Regions from separate parts of the Homo sapiens genome. Here region 1 is linked to region 2. The links are chromatin loops, found by intact Hi-C in ENCODE. Cell type or tissue: dorsolateral prefrontal cortex. All regions are shown on one strand. Each heading gives the region's core, and the rest is flanking DNA. Links, peaks and the distances in the headings are about the cores only.

Region 1 (8,347 bases), core at 137-8,136, 110 kb after region 2:
AATTTGGAGTAGATTGTGTCAAATTTTACTGGAATTTAGAGTTTCCTAATGGAAACATTCCAAAGAAGTAAAAAATGCCACCAGAAGCCAGAAGATATTTAAAACAAAGAGAAAAGAATAATGTTCAACTTTGTCTTCAAGTAGTTATTGTACTGATAGTGGTGTTTATAAAGCTCTGAGAGATTGCTTTCATGTAAAATTATTTATCTAGGCAAAGCATCAATTAATCTTAAAAGCGAAATATACTGTCTTAGAAGTAAAATAACTTAAAAATTCACTCCCTTTCAGGTAAAACAAAAACATTTGAGGGTATATTGTAGCAAAGCAAACATAACAAAAGCAAGTGAATAATAAAAAGAAATAGATGTAGGATACAAGAAACAGAGATGGAAAAAATAAATACTGATGATTTGAATTTTCTAAACTTTGAATTAAGGTTTAAAAATTGTTTCACATTGAGCAAAAGAACTTTTATATCACAGGATGAGGTAAGACAATATAAAACTAACAAAAAATAGGCAACAAAAATAACCCTTCATAATCTTCTAAAAGCGTTTTATGCACCCCTAAACAGGAAACAGGGCTTCTAGATTCTGCCCTGAGATATACAGAGCTAGAAGACCACTTTTTTTTTTTACTACTAACTCCACCTTAACAATGAATAAGAGCTAAACTAAGTCATTCAAATTAATGACTTGTTTGGATCCCATCAAAGAGCTGAGTTGAGTTCACAGTGCAACCAACTGGCACCCATCAGGAGAGGCAATGCATGCAGGGGGAGGATGCACAAGGACACAACACCAAACTTAGGTTGATGGAATTGGATACTCGTAAGAAGAGTTCAGCTAGAATAATTGGCAAATTGGTAAAGACTGAGTGCAGACTGTTGAACAATGTGAAATCCCTAGAAGATCAAGAAACTGGGGAGTCAAGACCTTTCTTTAGGTTCTTACTTGTTATGGTTAGGCTGTGTTCCCACCCAAGTTTCACCTTGAATAGCAGCTCATGTGATTCCCATGTGTTGTGGAAGGACCCGGTGAGAGGTAATTTAATCATGTGGGTGGGATTTTTCCTGTGTTGTTCTAGTGGTAGTAAATAATTCTGATGAGAGCTGATGGTTTTATAAATGGTAATTACCCTGCACAAGCTCTCTTGCCTGCTGCCATGTAAGAGGTGACATTGCTCCTCTTTTGCCTTCCGCCATGGTTGTGAGGCCTCCCCAGTCATGTGGTACTGTTAGTCAATTAAACCTCTTTCCTTTATAAATTACCCACTCTTGGGTATGTCTTTATTAGCTGCATGAGAACAGACTAATACAGTAAATTTGCACCAGTAGAGTGGGGTGCTGCTGTAAAGATACCCGAAAATGTAGAAGCAACTTTGGAACTAGGTAACAGGCAGAGGTTGGAACAGTTTGGAGGACCCAGAAGAAGACAGGAAAATGTGAGAAAGTTTGGATCTTCCTAGAGACTTGTTGAATGGCTTTGACCAGAATGCTGATAGTGATATGGACATTAAAGTCTAGGCTCTGATGGTCTCAGATGGAGATGAGGAACTTGTTGGGAATTAGAGTAAAGGTGACTCTTGCTATGCAAAGAGGCTGGCAGCATTTGCCCCTGCCCTAGAGATGTGTAGAACTTTGAATTTGAGAGAGATAATTTAGGGTATCTGGGGGAAATAATTTCTTTAAAAGTTTGGAAAATTTGCAGCCTGACCATGTGGTAGAAAAGAAAAACCCATTTTCTGGGGAGAAATTGAAGCAGCTGCAGAAATTTGCATAAGTAACGAGGAGTCAAATATTAATCAACAAGACAATAGGAAAAATGTCTCCAGTGCATGTCAAAGACTTTTGTGGCAGCCCCTCCCATCACAGGCCTGGAGGCCTAGGAGGAAAAAATGGCTTCCTGGGCCAGGCCCAGGGACCCCTGCTCTATGCAGCCTCAGGACATGGTGCCCTGTGTCCCAGTTGCTTCAGATCCAGCTATGGCTAAAAGGGGCCAAAGTCAAGCTCACAGTGCTGCTTCAGAGTGTGTAATCCCCAAGCCTTGGCAGCTTAAATGTGGTGTTGAGCATCTGGGTACAGAAAAGTCAAGAATTGAGGTTCAGAAACCTCTGCCTAGATTTCAAAGGATGTATGGAAACTCCTGGATGTCCAGAGAGAAGTGTGCTGCAGGGGCAGATCCCTCATGGAGAACCTCTGCTTGGATAGTGCAGAAGCAAAGTGTGGGGTGTGAGGCCCCTACAGAGTTCTCACTGGAGCACTTGCCTAGTGGAGCTGTGAGAAGAGGGCCACTGTCTTCCAGATCCCAGAATCGTAGATCCACTGACAGCTTGCTCCGTGTACTCGGAAAAGCCATATACATTCAACACCAGCCCATGAAAGCAGCCAGGAGAGAGGCTGTACCCTGGAAAGCCACAGCGGCAGAGCTGTCCAAGACCATGGGAACACACCTCTTGCATCAGCGTGACCTGGATGTTAGACATGGAGTCAAAGGAGATCATTTTGGAGCTCTAAGATTTGACTGCTGCATTGGATTTCAGATTTGCATGGGGCCTGTGGCACCTTTGTTTTGACCAATTTCTCCCATTCAGAATGGTCATATTTTCACAATGCCTGTACCTGCATTGTGTATAGGAAATAACTAACTTGCAATTGATTTTACAGGTTCTTAAGCAGAAGGCACTTGCCTTGTCTCAGATGAAACTTTGGACTGTGGACTTTTGAGTTAATTTTGAAATGAGGTAAGAGTTTGGGGGAGTGTTGGGAAGGCATGATTGGTTTTGAAATGTGAGAACATGAGGTTTAGGAGGGACCAGGGGTGGAATGATATGGTTTAGCTGTGTTCCCACCCAAATCTCATTTTGAATTGTAGCTCTCATGATTCCCATGTGTCGTTGGAGGGATCTAATGGGAGGTAGTAAGCTTTCTTGCTTGCTGCCATGTGAGATGTGACTTTGCTCCTCATTCACCTTCCACCATGATTGTGAGGCCTCCCCAGCTACATGGAACTGTGAATCAATTAAACCTCCTTCTTTTATAAATTACCCAGCCTCTGGTATGTCTTTACTAGCAGTGTGAGAATAAACTAATACATTCCCTCACAAACTACATCAGGTACTCACAGAAAAAAAAAATGGAAACAGACCCAAGAAAAGAGGTACCCTTAAGGGAAGAGAAGAAAAACCATGTTGGAGGACAAAACATTTACCAAAGGTGGTATGTTGTGTAATAAATTGCTAGGGCTGCCATAGAAAACTACCACCCAATGTAGGTAACCAAAATAACAGAAATGTATTGTATCATAGTTCTGGAGGTTAGAAGTCCAAGATCAAAGTGTCATTCGGGTTGAATTCTTCTGTTGACTTTGAGGAAAAATCATTTTTATTTCTGTCTCTCTGGTGGTTGCTGGCATTCACTGGCTTGTAGACAAATAACCCCAATCTCCGCCTTCATGTTCACATGGCATTCTCCCTTTGTGCATGTCTGTCTCTGTGTCTAATGCTTTTCCCTTTCAAGAGCACATTAGTCATATTGAATTATGACCCACCCCAATGACCTTATTTTAATGTTTGCTTATTTGCATTTTTACTACTTCATAAAAATTCTGTCTCCAAATAAGGTTATTTTCTGAGGTAATGGAATTTAGGACTCCAATCCATGTTTTTTTGGGGAGCACAAGTCAACCCATACTATTGCCTTTCTACACTACAGAACATGAGTCTTTATCTTTGGGAAGGGCAAGAGCAATTGCTGTCCTTAGAGCACTGGCAAAAATTCACTACATTTGGAAAGGGAATAGGAGGAGAAAACATCCTATTCCTGCTGAGGGGCAACATTATGTGCTGAACCTCCAACTGTAGTTGAGTGAAGACCGAAAGAACCAAGAACCACAAGCCTCATAGACTCAGGGATACAATGCATGCCTAAGACTGAAACGTAGTCAGAAAAACAGTGATCACACCACTTACTATAAGCCAACAAGTGACAAATAACAAGTGACAATAGATTACTGTTAAAAAGAGTTGCAAGAGAAAAACAAAAACACGTCTATACTCTCTTTGAGGCATAACACAAATGGAAGCTCTAAATCTCAGAATCAAACAGATGTTGCTCTGGCAAACCATCCTCCACCCTACCGACTAGATATTGCTACAGAAATTTGAAATCTAATGTGCAGTGAGTGTAACCATAGCAACAACAAATATCAAACCTAGTCCAACTGTTAAATATATTAAATAAATCTCCACTGTAAAAGTCTGGTGGAAGAAAAAGAATACACATACCCAGACACGAAAACTTTCTACATTTTACTTGTCCCACATACAATGGCTGCCTAAAAAAAAATTATAAGGCATAAAAAGGCAAGAAGAAACAGAATCTGAAGAGACAACATGATCCTAAGAATTAGTCTCAGATATAACACAGCTCTGACAGGAAATTTCAAATAATTGATTAGTAAGTTTATAGCTCTTATAGAAAAAAAAGGACAAAAAGCAATACTATTTAGTATACAAAGCATCATAAAAATCAATGGTATTTCTAGACATTAGCAAGGAAAATTTAAATTTATTATTAAACCATTTACAATAGTATTTGTAAGAGGAGGGAGGCAGGAATGAAGAAAGGAAGAAAGGAAAGTGTTGTAGTTGAATTGATCCAAATTCACCCCCGGTAGTAAAATGTGGCTGCATTTAGAATGATTAAAAAGGAGATTAAGTTAAAATGAGGTCATTAACATGTGCCCTAATCCAGTTTGACTGGTCTCCTTGTCAGAAGAGGAAGTTTGGACACACAGGGAGGCATCAAGTGTGAGTTTATACAGAGGAATGACCATGTGAAGGCACAGCAAGAAGGCAGCCACCTACAAGCCAAGGAGAGAGGCCTCGGGAGAAACCTGCTGACGCTTTGATCTTGGACTTCTAGTCTCCAGAACTGAGAGAAAATTAATTTATATTGTTTGAGCCACCTAGTTTTTGTTAGGGTGGCCCTAGAAAACTAATACAAAGAGAAGGAATAAAAGAACAGAAAGGAAAAAGATATAACTCCAACAAATTATCTATAGAATTGTATGATAATAGTGACAATACTGAGGAGGAAATTAAAGAAAAGCTACATTAATAAAGAAAGATACTCTGTTTATGGACTTGAAGCTATTTTCAAGGGGTAAATTCTATCCAGTTTGATCTACAGATTCAACACAGTCTCAATCAAAATCATGGTAGTGTTCTATCTGTATTAACAAGAAGATTCTAAAATTATTGTGGAAAAGCAAAAGCAACTAAAATAATCAATGTAATTTTGAAAAATAAGAACAAAGCTGTTGAAGTCCACTACCTGATTTCATGATTTACACATAGATCAATGAATTACAATACAGAATCCAGAAACACACACACACACAGCAATAGTCAAATAATCTTTAATGAATATGCAAAAGAAATTGAAAGAAAGAATGGTATTTCAACAAACGTTGTTGGGACATATAAACATCTATACATCTGTATGCAAAAAAATCAATCTGGACACATCACACATTATACAAAAATTAGCTCAAATTACATAGACCTAAATATAAAACATAAATGTTCTAGAAAAAAAACCTGCATGACACTGGCTTAGGCAAACCATTTTTTTAAATACAACACTAAGAGTACAATCCATTAAAACACTGGAAAACTAGAAGTAATCAAAAATTAAAACATTTTGCCCTGTGAAATATATTGATCAGCAAAAGCAAAAAGAACTCTCTATAAACAGGGAATTAAAATTTGTATGTCATATCCTCATAAAGGAATTATATCTAGAAATTATAAGAAACTCACAAAAGTCAACAATTAAAAAATGAAGACTCAAAAAAGAAACAAAAATGAAATGGAGAATCCAATGTGAAAAATTAGGCTAAAGGCCTCAACAGATACTCAGCAAAGATATTAAGATGTATGGATGACAAAACAAACAATAAAAAAACCCAAAAAACAAAAAAACCATGGAAATGTGCTCAATATTTTTAGTCATTTGGGAAATGTAGAGTAAATCACAATGAGATACTACTAACCACCTACTAAAATGTTTTAAAAATGGTAATATGCGCTGTGAGGATGCAGAGCAATTGGAGCTCTCCAATAATTTGTGGTGGGAGTGCAAAAATGGTAGCCACTTTGGAACATTTTCCAGCAATTTCTTAAACGGTTTACATGCATTTGCCTTATGACCTAGATTCCCACTCCTGGCTTTCTACCTACAAGAAATGACAATATATATTCACACAGAACTCAGTATGAAAGAAATGGAAATATCACGATTAGAACATGACAATAATAAATTGCTAAAGGCAAGATTCTACTAATGAATTCAGAAATTACAGGGAGAAAGCTTAAGCCAAACCAAGATATTTATTTAGTTTCAAAGTATCTCCTCCAAAACATTTAGTAATTACAAAGACTGAAAAGAAAAATTACTGTAAAGAATCCTGACATATCCCACCTGCTACAGTGTGAATGCTTGTCTCCTCTCCAAACTTCAAGTTGAAAGTTAAACCCCAATGTGATAGTATGATAGTAATAAGAGGTGGGTCTTTAGGAGGTGATTAAGTCATGAGGAAATTAGCTAGGTCTTTTTTGTCCTGTCCCTTCCACCATGTGAAGACACAGCATTTGTCTCCTCTGGAGGATGCAGCAAGAATGCTCCATTTTGGAAGCAGAGAATAATAGCCTTCACCAGACATTGAACCTGCTGGTGTCTTGTTGTTAAACTGCCCAGCCTCCAGAACCATGAGAAATACATGTTTGTGGTTTATAAATTATCTAGTTTCACACATTTTTGATACAGCAACACAAATGGATTAAGACATTGCGGTGTCCAAGTGATCAGGACCAACAGTAATGGATAGTTATTTTAGATGACTCCAGATCTGATGCACATGACCTTTTTTGCATCGTTCCCAATAATTCATCACCTCAATCTGAGTAGGAGAAAATATGAGGCACACCCAAATTGAGAGACATTCTACAAAATAATTGACCAATAATCATCAATGATATCAAGGTCTGTAACAATGTGGACAGAATATGAAACTGCTTCAGATTGGAGGAAGCTAAGGAGACATGACAACTAAATGTAATGTATGATTCTAAATTGGATTTTGGAAAAGATAAAAGACATTAGTGCCAACACTGATAAAATCAAAATAAGCTCTTTACTTTAGTTAATATATTGCACCAAAGTCAGCTTCACAGTTTTGATAAGCATTCTGGAGTTATAGAAGACATTGCCAAAGGAGAAGCTGGTTAACGGTATATGGGAACTCCCTGCAGTATTTCTGGAACTCTTCTTTAAAACTAAAATAACTCATTTTTTTAAAAAAGGAAGTAGATATGCATTCTTCCATTTCCTATTCCCTTTTCTCCTTTGAGGGTGACTGCATGACCAGAGTGAAGGAGTCAGCTGAGCCTAAGAGGTAGTGATACTGAGGAGATGGTAGCAGGGATAGGTCCAGGGTGTGGTAAAGCCAACAAGACCAGCACTTTCCTGCTTTCCTCTGGCCTCTAGTGATGACTTACTATTCTTTAAATTCAGGAGCTTTTCTGATTTTAGCTCTCTGATTTGAGTGTGGGACACCTGCAGAATCCATCTGCTATTGAAAATTTCCAAACATAAGCCTCAAATTGAGATTCACAGAATTCACAATTGAATTCACAGAAGATTCAAATCTTCTAATTTGCCTTTCCTCTTCCTCTAAGAGACAACTAGGAAAGTGTATGGGAACCTCTACTTACTCTGCCCTAACCTCCAGAACTTTGATCTTAAACCTATACTTTTAACTTTCACTTTACACCCAGGAAATGAAGTTGTATTTACTCATCTGTTGCTAACAAGTGGAATATGATGGTAAAATGAAAGTTCTAACAAAGACTTTGCAAAAATGATATCAGATGCACAAATGACAGGCGGCCCTACAGGGCTAGAAGGAAATAGGTGGACAAGAATTAGTTAGACAACTATTTAAATTTTACTTACACGGCATTAGTAAATATTTCAAAAGAGCAGATATGAGTATTTGTGAAAAGAGGTTTTGAAGGAGTGGTTGGTATAAAAGAGGAATGCCTGCTCCTCACAATAAGCATATAAAGGGGTGCCGTGGAAAAAACCTGATATGTGCCAGTGTAATTGAGGGAAAGAGTGGACTGGTCCCTGCTGTAAGAGATTTGGGGATGAGTGCTCCTTGTGGAACAGATGTGGGCCAAGCGTGAGAAAGAACCACTGTGGAGTCACCTTAGTTCCAAAAGAGCCACCTGAAGAGTTGAAGAGTCATCAGCAGAGAGAAGTGGAGCTATTTATAGAATCCTA
Region 2 (8,347 bases), core at 277-8,276:
TGGGGGTCCCAGTCAGGCCCCATTGTGAATGTACCATTTCCATTTAATAATTGAGCTCTGTTGAGCCTATCCAATTTTATTGATGGGGTTGTGATTAGAAGTACAGGTGGTGCTCCAGCCATCAGATCGTCTCTACCAGTGCCCAAATAATCAAGGAGTCGCCATTTAAAAGAGATATATCTGGTAGCTGCCTCAGGCAACTGTATCGTCAAAACTCAGAGGCTGGCACACCCAAGTGGCAATTTTTTGTTACTATAGTCTCCAACCAGCATCCGTGGAGGTTGCAGACACCTGTAATTCTATCAGGTTAGCATACTCTAAAGGCTTTTAAGGCAGTGCCTGGGCCACAGCTTTTTCAATGGCCTTCAAGACTTGCTGCCTCAAAGCACTCTATTCAAAGTCAGCAGCTTTGCTAGTCATTTTGTCTCAGGAGATCAAAAAAATTATCTTTTTAGAAATTCATAATTCTAGTTTTTATAGATGTACTTTTAAAATTATTTTATTTATCGGCTGGGCGCGGTGGCTCACACCTATAATCCCAGCACTTTGGGAGGCTGAGATGAGCGGATCACTTGAGGTCAGGAGTTCGAGACCAGCCTGGCCAACGTGGTGAAACCCCATCTCTACTAAAAATACAGAAAATTAGCCAGGCATGGTGGCAGGCACCTGTAATCACAGCTACTCGGGAGGCTGAGGCAGGAGAATTGCTTGAACGCAAGAGGCGGAGGTTGCAGTGAGCCTAGATTGCGCCATTGCACTCCAGCCTAGGCAAGAAGAGCCAAACTCTGTCTCAAAAAAAAAAAATAAAATTGTTTTATTTATCTGAATTGTTTCTTAAGTGTTTTGTGCTTCTAAATTAATAGCTATTATGGACTTTACAATTAATAACTCATTGGAGAAACAAGCACTTACCTGCCATTTATCAAACAAAAGTGTAACAAATTTTACTTTTCTGAATACCAACATGCTAAAAAAACAGACTCAAGTAATTGGTTCCTAAAGTCTTTTTACTGAAAATTGCTAATTTCATCAAAGTCAACTTGGAATGCTTGGGGAAAAAAGAATGAGATGTCTTCTCATCATATTAATATATTTAAACAGTGAAAAATCTAAGATTCAGGTACTTAACAATTTAATGAATCAGAATATTAGGAACCAGAAATATCTTCTTATTTATTTAAAGAAGTGGTGCCCTTTAAGTAAATAAGTGGTTGCTTATTTACAATTTTTTTTTTCTTTATTCATGCTCTGCACATTTTTGACAGAATATAAGTAGATCAATGTCGGTTTTAAACATAATGTTATGGGCTGTAACACAGCACATATTTCCACAGTGGCGTTATAATGATAGATAAGTGAGAATTAAGCAACTTGGCACCACCGCTTGCCTACAACATTAAACCATGATTCCAGTCAATCTCTGAATGTTTTGACACCGTCAGAAATATTGTAAATTATTGTCACTTATGATGAATATCCTGGTTCTATTCTTTTTTTCCAGTGAGTTACAGAGACTACCTGACTTTGACTATGTGGACTTCAGAAGTTAATCTCTGCTGGCATCTTTTCCAAAAAAAGATTACCACCATCAATTCCAATGTGATATATATTTGTATAAAGAAGATAGTTCCAACTGCAAGGAAGAACACCAAAACACTGAGTATGGAGAAGAGTGGGAGAATCATTGTCCCCTGTTCAGAGCATGAAAGACTGCCCACGGTCTGACAGGAGACCGTGTTGTTCTTCAAACGTAATTAAAGATTCTTTGAATATGTTTTCTCCTGCTCAAGTAATAACTTGTGATTTTAGTGCTGAATTGCCTTAAGGAATATATTGTTTCCAAACTTTCCAAATTCATGAATGTTAATTAAACTAACACTCTAAGGCCATTTTAAATCAAGCCTCTCTTGAAATAAGATTAAAGTCTTAGATATTTCAGTAGTTATATAAATCAGGGTATATTTAAAATTTTATTTGATCATCTGAAATTTAATAAAAATAAATGTTTTGTGAGATAGTTGATGAATGGGGAGAAATCTGACCATTCAAGTCAGCTACAAAATATCTTCATATTCTTTCAGATGAAAAAAGAAGTCCCAGAAGCCTAATTATTGACATGATATCAATTCATTAAGGTATATATTGACAGGTCTTCTCTAGAGAAAAAGACTTAGCAGGATTGATGAAGCATGTTGACACTGAAGAGAGAGATTTGGAAATAAATAAATCCACTGTGCTTTATACAAAAGCTCTTTGCTCATCTATTTTTAGCAGAAATCTTGGGAAGGTATTGTGTGTCTGTGTGCGTGCATGTACATGCATGTGTGCATGCAATTATCAAAAGACTATTCTTGGAATCTTTTGTCCAAGATAGACTGACTAAATAATCATTCATTCTACCACTCTGAACTATTTACATGACTGTTTTTCGTAAACCCAAAGTAAAATAATACAGTGATATGACATTCCATGGGAGGCAAAGTAGGCCATTAACTGCTGCTCTGGCAATTTCTGTTTAACAAGCTCCATTCGCATTATGTTTCTTATTTCTCTCTAATGAATAAAACAAACCACAACATTTCTTTCTACTTGTACTAATTTCAACAGAGTGTACAAAGTCCATACACAGTTCCATGAATACGTGAAATTAGCAAAATTTGGGGCTTACTTAGTATTAGCCAGAAGGGGAATAATTATTGATTTATTTATTGTTGGTCATTCATTCTATGCACAGTTATTGTGAACTTATTTTGTGTCCATATGTCCTAAATGTGTAGGAAATAAACTGGCTAACAGCAAAACCTTCACTTCTAAGTGGGGAATGAAGAGAATATGCTTAAAAATGCTGCACAGGAAGCGTTAGAGGCCCAGAAATTTATGCACAGGGAAAAATAAGTTTTCAAGCAGTGTTCAAACTGGGCAGCCTCTTTTTCTGAAAGCTAGAATTATATACAGTGAAAAAAAATGTTTTTATTCAGTGTAGAAACAGGAAATAGTTTTGCTATCACAAGGTGCAGATTTGTACTCTCACTTTATACCACTAACTTCACTCTTATTACAACAGCATTTTTCTCTTTCTCTTCTCTGCTCCCCTGTCATCACCACCCCTGCAGTGTGGCTCAGTGAAGTACAGACACAGAGAGAATGTAGCCAAAATGAACAGTGAAAGCTGAGCTCAGAAGAAACAGAGAGGGCATTTCTTAGGTCACAGGAAACACATTTTTTGGAACATGTATCCGAGAAAAATGAAGCTTCTTAAATTCCAGTATCTCATATATTGGAGTCATTAAGGATGAGAAAAAAAAGAGACAAAAATAGTGCTGAACAATCTCCACTTAACTAAATTCAGATGTGTGAGTAATTACGCATCAAAATAGCATTCTTTGCAATTTCTGGAGAAAACAATACAAGGAAACCACCATTTGACACACATGGGCATGAAGGATGGAAGGGTTTGGACTTTTTAAACAATTTTATAAGAGACACCATCAGGAAAGAAGTAAAAATGAAAGAGGAAGGATATTACAGAACCTTGAAGAATGTACTCCCTTCTTGCATGCCCCCCACTTCTTGGAGAAAGAGGGAAAAAATAGTGGAGGAGAAAGAACAGGGCAGTCAATAAAGTAGGAAATCAACCAGGATGATGCTATGTCTCTGACACCAAAAGAAGGCAGTTTTGATAAGGAGAGGACAATAAAGTCAGATGCAAAAGAAGGTTCAAGTACATTGAGATCTAAATAACCTCAAGGTCTAGGACTAGGCACAGAGGTCAGCTTAGAAACAATTAGATAAGTGGTAGGTCTTAGAGGGTGAATGATTAATTCAGCCACAGATTGACTAATGAATTTTCATCACAAGTACCCAAAGGAGACTTTTTCTCATAGAATATCATGTCCCTTTTAGGACAGCAGGGGTCACTAACATACACTGGTCATTCATCCTGGACAAGTAGACCCTATGAATGTTCATGATGCAGACATATTCAGATACTGCTACGACTCTGATATTTCTATAATTCTTTAATCATAATTTGAATAATGAAACATATTTGGTTTTCACAAGATGAATGATTTAGTCATTTAGTGTCTCCTAAATTTATTTATCAGAAACCACAAAAAATTGTCAAAGACAGTATATACCCTTCTTAAGTACTGCTAAGTGCTGATTAATGTGGATTGCATTACCAAGCCATTTGATCATAAGTTATGCTGCATTATATGATCCAGATCCATCCTTTTACATACCATAGCTATCTAAATATAGTACATTGCACCAGTGGGCAAACAATGATGTGAATCAAGATCAAATAGGTAATGCCTTCTCTTCATTGTCTTGGGCTACCTTTTAGATGTGCTATAATAACAAGCAGACTCTAGGCATCTGATAGACAGGACAGCTGGGCAGGCGAGTTAGCAATTCTGGCACTATCATATTGCAGGTGCAGGAATAAAATTCTCAAATACTTGAGAACAGTTGCCTATGGGCCAGCTATGAACTTGACCTCATTTCAGATAACAGCTTTTCCTTTTCACCCACAGCACAGCTGAAGTTTAGAATAGAATTTATTTAGCTCAACTTTCAAAAAGAAATTGATTCAGAGCCTACTTTCCTAAGACTCCTTTGAAGAGAAAATGCCATGAGTGTTTTTTCTTGGTGTTTAAAAGGTTTATGAAGAACAAATTATCTAGATAGTTCTTTAGTGAGTGAGAATAAAGTCCATGCTTTTGTTCCTAATATAGCCCTTGTATATTTCAGATACTTTATGTGCTTCATGGAAATTTTTGTTTGGGAATTTTTAAAATTTTGATAAGATGTAGCCCTTGCATTAATGAATGATTTTATGTCTTTGATTATACCACTCACATTTTAATAGAAGTGTATTTTGTCCTGATGGTATTTTCTACTCAGGGAATGATTACATTGAATAATTTTACCTCGAGGTAATACAAAATTTTATTGAGTGGTTACCTTTCCAAAATTAGAAATAAAATAATAAAACATTAACTATATATTTGAGAAACCTGAATAAATTGTCACTTAACTCTGAAGAATAGAAGTTCCTTAAAAATATTTTACCCCAAAGTAGGGCAAATGAGTATTCAATGATTATTAAACCAAAGACTTTACATAATTTACAGAATAAAAATAGTCAGACTAGTATGAGCTACTCAGTCCAGTTCCTGATTAAACTGTATTAAATGGGGATGGCAATAGGAAAACTGATGGCTTTTAAAACACGCCATGACTACCATGACACTGTGGAATGAAAGTAATGTTCCATTAACAGGCATTTTCACTATCCTGTATCTTGTCTTTCCCAACCCTTAGTAAAGTACACAAAGAACACTGACTATTTTAGATAAGAGAGCCCTCAACATCTTACTTTTTATTTCTAATTGGCATAACATCCCTTCTTTATGCACTTGCTAAAACCTATGTCTATATACATACACAGTGAGCCCATCTTACTTGACACCCCCACAAAACACACTTGTACCTTGTATCACTACACATGAATGTCTCATACTGGGTCTAATCATGTTCAAAGTATAAGTCTTTAAGTTAGGAAAAATTAATCCAGCAAATATTTTTAGTCCCAAACTTGTGCAAAGAACTGGGCAAGGATTTGTTTATGTCACTAAGGAATAACTAAGCATAATCCTTGCTTTTAAAGAGATGTTCAGCCAAAAAGAATGTGACACGGGTGCAGGTTATATATCAAGTACAAACTGTTTAAAGAAGGAATGGGATGGGGTTAGGGAAGATCACGATTCTGAGATGTCATAATAAAGAATTTCCATGTGACTTGGCTCTGAGTGGCTGGATAGTACTGCCAGACAGGAGTTGACATCGAGGTGAAGGGATAATCATTTCAAGGACAGAAAACAATATGATCAAAACTATGAAATTAGAAAAGAGTAGGAAACCAATATGTATAAAAATAGGGGAGCATTTGTGATTGGGAGTCTCTACTTCTGATATTTTTCTCTGCATCCTATTCATTCTTCAAAACTTTGCTTATAAATACCTCCTCAAAGAAAGACACCACCAAGCCAGACAAATATTTCTATCATATTTCTGTTGTACATGGTATCATATTACAGTCTACCTGAGAACATATTTTATTAAGTAATTAAGTTGCAAATATCAAAAGGACAAAGGTTGTTACTTAAATCATCCCTTTTCACCCATAGCACATGAACCTATAATCAGTATCATGAACCTATAATCCAGTGCATGGTACTTTGCAAATATTTGTTGAACAAATAAATCATTGAATGCTCAAATAGTTAATATTAGGATGCATTTTCATGTGCACCCTCCCATTTAGTTTTAGCATTTTTTGAGAGGTGTAAGATAGGTTTTGTATGTCATATTCAATCTTTTGGAAAACACTTTGTTCAAAATAAGTCTCTGCTCTCAAAGATAAAACAATTATTCTACATCCAAACAAAATGGCTTGTATAAGCATGGTTGTTCATAGTTTCGTGTATCAATGAAAAAAAAAACACTGACCTTCATATTGGAAATTTTACTTCTAAATCACAATGCTCCATATTGAGGCCATGTTAGAGTTTTCTTATGCATCTATTCTGCATCTGAAATTCTGAATGTCGAAACACCTCTTTTACTCAATACCACCTATAAGACTATAATAACAGTAACTGATGTCAAGAGTAACAAAAGTGAGGACACAATGTCTTGAAAATATATGTGTACTTAGAATTGTATGTAAAAGTGCTAACAGCAAATTTCTTCTTTGCCTAGCTGTATACAACCCTTTCTTTCTCAAGTCTAAACATAGTTAAATTTTCTATAATGTCAATGCCTTTTACTCTTAACTGCAAGGATTAGGGACATTGTTTCTCCTTAGAGTTAGAGCGACTCAAACCTCACTGATGACTCAACCCCCTAAATTTTACTTATTTTTTTGCCTTTTTTAATCTTGCCCATTTTGCTTTAATTTTTAATTATATAAGATAGTTTACTAATGTACCCTAATATTGAAGTATTTAACCAATATGGAAATAGTAAATTTTCTTTTTAATAACTACTTTATTCCAATTTAGTCTCTTCTATAGATATTAATACAAACATTAATGTATTTTTTCTGTGTATCAACCCAGATTTAAAAAAAATGTTTTACATGTCTACATAGTACCCATAGAAAATACGTTTATGTGTGTTACTGTGTTTTTCACTGATGATGTCACACTGTAGATGTCAATCCACCTTTGATTGTTTTTTATTTAACATCTTAGAGCTCTTCATATCAGTACACAAAGATCTATCATTTTTCTTTTTATACCTGCTTAGTACTCCACAGTGTGGCTATGCCATACTTGGCATACCATTCCTGTATAATAGATATTCCCATTATTTTGATGAATGATTGATTAAATTATATGTTCACATGCCAGATTATCATTTGAAATCTTTACTTATTTATAATCCCACTTGACAGTATATGAAAATATATTTACCTTCCACCTAACCCACATTTGATCTGATGCATCTTTTTAACATTTTCTAATGTTATCACCTGACATATTGTTTTTTAAATTTTTGTTTTCCTGATTACTAGTAAATTCAAGAATCTTTACATATTGTATATTCTTTTTATATAGTCTTAAGTTTTACACCTTTGTTTACATTGCCAGTTTTTCTATATTTTTTTATTTCTTATAAATCAACAGCAGTATTTTATACATTCAGATATTAATTTTTTCTTGTAAGTATTACAACTATCTTCTCACATACTTCTATGTCCTTTGATATTTATGGAGTATTTTATCCTATCATTTTCAAAAATGATGCAATGAAAATAATATTTTTTCATTTTGCATTGGTATTTCATATTTAAGAAGGCTCTAAAAGTCCTGAGGCCTACTCCCAGTTCTGTAGTCTTAATGATTTTTTAAATGTTTAGGATTTATTCAGTTTGAAATTTATTTTTTAAAATATGTTCAATTAATGATCTAATCTCATTTTTCTTAAAAGATAATTTACTACAAATGACCTTATAATTAAGTGTCTTCAGTGTAGAAAGTTGATATGAAATATCCCTCATTGTAGCAATTTGGTTTTTGCCTTGAGTTCTATTTTGGATGATAGTTAACTGTTGTCTATTCCACACACACACACACACACACACACACACACACACAGACACTCTCTCTCTCACAATCCCTCTCCTTTCCCTTCCCAAACTTCCTATGTAAAAAATTTTTGTTGTGTTTAACATGTCTTTGGAAACAACAGTGATGGTTTTCACTGTTCTAGGAAGCTAACAATAGGTTGTCATTCTAATATTCATCTGCTCAGACTTAGTCTTTCATTTTATACT

The links. Peaks named below come from ENCODE experiments on the same cell type or tissue, not always from the same donor. Only the 100,000 strongest peaks of a DNase experiment are listed, where the experiment ranks them.
Region 1: it touches region 2 in a loop (5-fold over the local background); 4 of 110 quality-filtered maps call a loop at or near these places.

Annotation. Positions count from the first base shown.
Region 1 is chr3:144,659,398-144,667,744 of GRCh38, reverse strand. No RefSeq gene overlaps it. Among named protein-coding and RNA genes, the nearest start is that of DIPK2A, 690 kb to the right of the region's middle. In dorsolateral prefrontal cortex, for the core only: a CTCF peak has its summit at 4,022; no DNase peak of the experiment used is centred there; H3K27ac peaks cover 5,673 bases.
Region 2 is chr3:144,766,569-144,774,915 of GRCh38, reverse strand. No RefSeq gene overlaps it. Among named protein-coding and RNA genes, the nearest start is that of DIPK2A, 800 kb to the right of the region's middle. In dorsolateral prefrontal cortex, for the core only: a CTCF peak has its summit at 3,906 (motif pointing right); no DNase peak of the experiment used is centred there; H3K4me3 peaks cover 327 bases; H3K27ac peaks cover 3,917 bases.